2 separate regions of the Mus musculus genome follow, and region 2 is linked to region 1. The links are chromatin loops, found by intact Hi-C in ENCODE. Cell type or tissue: gastrocnemius. All regions are shown on one strand. Each heading gives the region's core, and the rest is flanking DNA. Links, peaks and the distances in the headings are about the cores only.

Region 1 (2,906 bases), core at 258-2,757:
GTTCCCGAGAGCAAAGCAGTGGCAGTAAGCAAACGTGGACGAGCCAAAGGGTTCATGGCAGAGCCCCTTCTAGAGTCCCCTTTATCCAGCTGGCCTGCCGACCATGAGGTGTCTAAATGAGCTGCATTTCCTCAGGGTAGAAAGGACCGGCAAAAAGGGAAAGTCCAGACCCTTAGCCAGATGGAGGCTACTTTTCCTCTACTGGCCAGGGAAAGAAACTCAGGGTGAAGTAGACAGGCACTCCCAATGAGCCTCACTCAGTCTCACAATCTGAAGATGGGACATTGAATTAAAAGAGCTCTACATTCCTTCCCACACTGACCTCAGTACAACAGACGTATCTGACACGGATGTCCTTAACTCACAGCTCACCTCTTGCTAGAGAGAAACGTGTGTGTGTGTGTGTGTGTGTGTGTGTGTGTAGAGGATGGGATGTGTTGGGGTGGGTGGGTGCAGGGTCGGGTGCAGGGGAGGGCTCTGAGCAAATCACCTCTCTGAGTGGTAGTGTGAGGCTTGGCAGTGAGGAAAGACAAGCAAGGCATTGCCTTCCCTGGACGGACCTAAGGAGCCCTGCAAGAAGCAGGTCTGCACAGCAGGGATCTGAGCCCAAGGCAGTGGCCCAGGCTTGGACCACCCAGGCTTGCTGAAGACCCTCATTTGCTACCGAGCTAGCCTAGAGCTCATTTATAGATATCCGCTCCCTGACTGACGAGGCAGAGGGAAGTGAGAATGGAGGTGCTGAGGATGCAGTTTGGAGGTTTGGGGGGAAGGTGTCTCTGACTACTACTCCCCTTATCTGCCGAGCAAGGTCACAGTGACCATCAGGCTCTCCCTGCAGCTTGATGGTTTAAGGCCATGATCACTTAACAGATGGTAAGACCGAGTCCTAAGGAGCGGAGGATTTGCCCGGTGTCCCACAGCAGGGTTGTGACAGAGCTGGGACCAGAATGGAGCTCAGCAATCTAGTTCCCTGCATCCTTCTTCCTGCAACCCGAAGCAGATGGCTCCACAGATGAAATCTCCTGTTGTGTCAGGTTTACAGAAAGGCCCGTCTCTACGTGGGCTACTCAGAGAGAAGGGCCCTGGTTCTGCCAACAGCTCAGGGTTTTACAACAACGTCAGGCTTGGCAGGAACCACAGGACCATGAGAATGTCAAGGATGCTGGGAGCTGCAGAGTTTTGCAAGCCATGCCAACAGCAGGCGAAGCTTTAAAAAGGCATCAAGTTTCGCAAACAATGGGAATCTGCAGATGGTGCTAGGATCCACACAGCCCATGGGGCTGTGCAGTGTGCAGGCTGCAGCAAACAGCAATGTTCCCAAGTACACGAGGCCAGGGAGCAAGGCAGCAAGCACAGAGCTTAGGGCTCCTGTGGATGGGACCCAACTCAACTACTAGTTCAGGAACTGTCTGAGGACCTGTTAGCTCAAGTTTCATAGGCTGACCTTTGTTCCACCTAAGCACATCTGAGTCCATGAATATTCTGGTTTCATACAAAAAGCCTCAGTTCCTGAGGCTAAGTCAGTGATAAGAGAGTTTCTAAGGGACCCTCCTTCTTGCAGCTCTGTACCAGTGATTTGATATCTTGAAGGTTCTCTGTCTTCCAGTCTCTAGGAAAACTCGCTGCTGACTTTGGACTGAAGGGTGAGAGCCCAGATCTACTCTGGCTTCCCAATTAGGACAGAGTCTTCTTTCTGTCAGTCCGTCACAATTGCTGGCCTTCATCCACGGTCACGTGCTCATATTGCTGGTCCTTCAATGACACCTTCACTCAGAAAGCGTTGGGCATCTGGCTGAGTGCCTAAGCTCCAGCCAGATCTGTATCTCAGATGTCCCAGCTTTCTATGGCCAAGTGGGCTAAAGGAAGCTCTCTATCATTCCGAGGAAGCTAGACTCTCAACTCACATCCCCACTCTATGCACAGGTCTCCTTTTGGAGATGGAGTTGTGCTCATTTCTGTATCAAATTGGGGCCAACTCTTCCCTGAGAAGAGAGCCTGGGTTGAAGGGCATGCCTGGTTCTAGCATGATGGGTGGGGGTGGGGAGCAGCAAGACATGTTTTCCCAGCAAGTGGGGTGCTCTGTGGCATGTGACTCAGACTGTGAAATGGAGGAATCCAAGGCTGTTGGATGAATGGGCCCTAGGGAGCCTCCCCAGCCCAGTGAAGGCCCTGCCTCTTGCCCCTCCCTCCAGTTCAGCCTCTGGCCTCCAGGCTTGGCTTCTCTATTTATTGTCGCACTCTTCACACCACAAGAACTCCTGTGATGCCTGTCCCTTGGCTAGGGCCAGCACTGGGATGGGATCATTCTTCCAGCCATCTAGAAGACCTTTGTCCAGACATCTCTTAAGAATTTCACGTTTACTGTTTTGTCTTGCTTCCTTTCCCCCTCCCTTCCTTCCCCTTTCATCTAGGTGGCGCAGATGGCAAGGGCAGATATTAGTGAGAGATGAGGGAGACAGGGCAGAGGCTCAGAGGGAAGCAAAGGCTTGCTTCAGAGCTCATAGAGGGTTGGGAAGACAGCAGCCCCACAGGAAAAGCAGCTCAGGCGGTGACTAGGATTGCAGCAAAGAGACTGAACATTCTGGAATGTTTGTCTCTAGAATGGTCCTGAACTTAAGAGCCATAAACAGCTTCTCACTCTGGCCTCTGCTGCTCCCACAGGAAATAACCATAAGCCTCAGGGAGGGACCAGCCTCCTCACTGCATGGGGGCTGGACCTAAACAAACCCGCCTCCTTTGCAACTCCTGGTCCTGGGCTGTCCCAACCAGAGATCAGAGGAATTCATGGAACCAAAGAAACAGACACTGCAAGGGTTGGGGGGTCTAAAGCTAGATAAAGGAGCAAGTTCCCAGAAGAGCTCTCAGGGAGGGGTCAGTTTGAGCAGGGCTTCTACCACACCTGACCT
Region 2 (2,906 bases), core at 170-2,669, 87 kb before region 1:
CATCTTGGCAGGCGTGCCCAGCTCCCACGAGGATCTTGGGAGTTCTGTTCTCCTCCACCAGGGCATACACACAGTCCTTCACACAAGGCCACCCCTGAATCCTTTTCTGTCATGTCCTCTGTGTGAACCTGTGCCTCTCCTTACAGATGTGATCTCAGGACCTCCTGTCCTTGGCTTTGCGCCCTCACTGCAAGTCCACAAGTCTGAAACCTCAAGGGAAGTCCTACTGGGTAAACGCCATGACAACTGTCTTGCCTGACTACGACAGGGTTTTCTTCAAAGAGAAGTGGAGAGGGGGCTCCCCAAGGGAGACACTGCCATTGGAACCCCTTGTCCCTACTACCAAACAAGGGTTCTGTATGGTAAAGGCCCAGGAACCATTTCTCATGAGAACAAAGGCCCCAAGTTTCCCCAATACCCTGTTGCTGATCAGCTGGCGCCTCTCAGCAGGATAGGCCATCTCCCTCTGAAGGCCCGCATTCCCTTCTGCAGGAACTGGGGCAGGGTGGGGAACAGAACAGATGTTTATGGGTGCAAGCTCTGTGTGGCTGTTATTTCAGGCTCTCACCCTTCTCTCAGCCACACAATCCTTCCATAGTAGCTAAATCTGTGACTTATTTTTAATATTTTTCCTTTAGCATACTTTATTTGGATCTCTAATTTCATGGTCTCCAAGCAGTGATACAGGCTCGATATTATATATTTTTTTCCCTAACACACATTGTGATAAATACATAGCTGTTTTAAAAATAACAAAGAATGCTGACACGCACCCTTGTTAATGCCAGCGAGGCGTGTGCCACGCCTGGGTGAGCTAATCTCCACAAACGTGTAAAGTCACCGACATCATTTATATTTTACAAGAAATTGAAGCCCAGAAAGGTGGAAAGACTTGGCCAAGGTCACACAGAGTCTTCTGATCTTGGCCCACAACCCAGGGAAGAGGGGGAGGGGTGCAGGTGCTTGAGGGATGCGGAGGGGAGGGGTGTAGCTGCCAATGAGAAATGCAAGAAGACAGAAAAGATGGAGAGTTGTGGGGATAGGAAACCCATGTCAGAAAAGCAAATGACCTGGGTCCCAATGTCCTATGCACAGTAATGGCCATGAAAATAGCTGCAGATTTGCCTGCGTTTGTGTGAGCAAGATTTATCGTGCCAGCAGCTCCGGTAATTGGGTGACGAAAGCATTGCAGCTGGGCCCGCAGGCTCGCAATTCATTATCAGGGAGACGGGTGGGTGGGGAGTGGCCTGGAGTTCACTCAGCTGTGGAAAGACTGCCGCCCCAGAAAGAAGAAAGAGCAGGTGGGCAGGCCTCAGAAATGTGGGGGACCTTCCTCTTTTCAGCGAGCATCCCAAGAAGGGGGTGACAGATTCAACGGAAGGGCCACAGCAGAGAGGAGCCTGTAGCAGGGTGTGTCTAGAGGTGGAGCCTGGAGCCAGAGGGGAAATCCCTAATTTGAATATTGTTGCCTTTGAGACCCCGAGCAGATGACGTCATTGCTTCAAGTCTTGGCTTCCCCGATATATGCTGCAGATCATAGTGCTGACCTAACTAGCAAGTACTGAGGCTCCAACGAGATGAGATGATCTTGTTTAGACCCAGAGCCTCCTGCTAGGGAAGCCTTCGTCCCTTTCTGCCCACTCAGGTCTGCCCTTCCTGACCATGTGAGCTCTGAGTCCTCCTCAGATCTCCAAACCTGACGCTCAGCTACTGTGGGTTCAGCCAAATGAATGCCAAGTCTTCCTGTAGGATGAGGAAAGCCAAAGGAGGCAACAGACTGGGGTTTCAGGAAAAAGCCCTAAAGGAGGGAAAACTGGGCAGCAGACTCTATCTAGGGTTTAACTCTATCTCTAGGTGGTAGGGGGTTCTGGCTGGCACCTGACTCTACTCCCACCTGGTAGGACCCTCTGGGGTCCGTGGGGACTGATGGAACTGGGGGCACAGAGAAAGGGAAGAGAAGAGGAGACTGGATTTCAGGCCTGCCTCTGCTGTTTTTACAGGTAGTTTCCCCTCTAAGCCTTTGTTTTCTTGTCTGGAACATAACCACAGGTTTTATTTGGATTTCTTTAACTGTGAAGAGTAGGAAATTACTCAAGGCCCCCTAGACAAAGAGGAGCTGGGTATGGACCAGTTGTGGCGTAGAAGATGAGCAAAGCCCTGAAGAGTGTCAGCACCAGACCCTGCCCTGTGCCATGTGCAGCGTCAACTATTCACAGCCCCCTCATTTTATTATTTTATTTTATATCATTTTATTGAGACATGCAGCCTAGAATGGTCTTGAACTCACTATGTAGCCAGGGATGATTTTGAACTTCTGATCTTTCTGCCTCTACCTCCTAAGTGCTGGAGTTACAAGTGTATATATACATCCATGCCTGGTTATGTGGTGGTTGGGGCTCAGGTCTAAGGCTTTATGCAAGCTAGGAAAGCACTCTGCTGATCAAGCTACATCCCAACCCTCATACCCACCTCTTGACAGGGAGCTTTGTTCAGATAGACAAATGGAAATTTAGCATGAAGCACTGTGAACTCAGGTCTGACTCCAGACCAGAGCTGTGAGTAGGAGTGACAGAGGGTGACAGGAAGTGACAGGCTGCACCTCATCTCCCCTTCCCTCCAGCTGTGTCAGATGAATTAGCTAATAGCTAGCTGACTGACCGCAGACACTAAGTTCATCAAGTGCTCTGTGTGCACCAGGCACTGCTCTGCTTGTCCACGTTAGCCAGCTTTCTGTTTTTTCTGTTCTTAGCAGCTCCACAGGGAAGACATCTCTATGTGGCAAACCTCTGTCTTACATTAAGTAACTTGACTAAAGTCATATGAACTGAACCCCTGGCTGCAGATCTTGAATCCTTAATCTCTGTACTGTACTGCAATGATCAGAAAGGAAAATCTCCCAGGCTTAC

The links. Hi-C counts contacts between places; a loop is a spot of excess contacts. Peaks named below come from ENCODE experiments on the same cell type or tissue, not always from the same donor. Only the 100,000 strongest peaks of a DNase experiment are listed, where the experiment ranks them.
Region 2: a loop joins it to region 1, with 4 times the contacts of the local background. A loop is called at or near these places in 15 of 42 quality-filtered maps.

Annotation. Positions count from the first base shown.
Region 1 is chr7:99,706,705-99,709,610 of GRCm38, reverse strand. All of the region lies in intron 4 of Gm34280 (a long non-coding RNA gene), which reads right to left. It overlaps Slco2b1 (solute carrier organic anion transporter family, member 2b1), which reads left to right and starts at 2,769. Exons shown (of 14, transcript NM_001252530.1): 1 at 2,769-2,906. In gastrocnemius, for the core only: no CTCF peak of the experiment used is centred there; DNase peaks (open chromatin) are centred at 1,056 and 1,771; H3K4me3 peaks cover 645 bases; H3K27ac peaks cover 1,905 bases.
Region 2 is chr7:99,794,001-99,796,906 of GRCm38, reverse strand. No RefSeq gene overlaps it. Among named protein-coding and RNA genes, the nearest start is that of Olfr521, 28 kb to the right of the region's middle. In gastrocnemius, for the core only: no CTCF peak of the experiment used is centred there; DNase peaks (open chromatin) are centred at 962 and 1,186.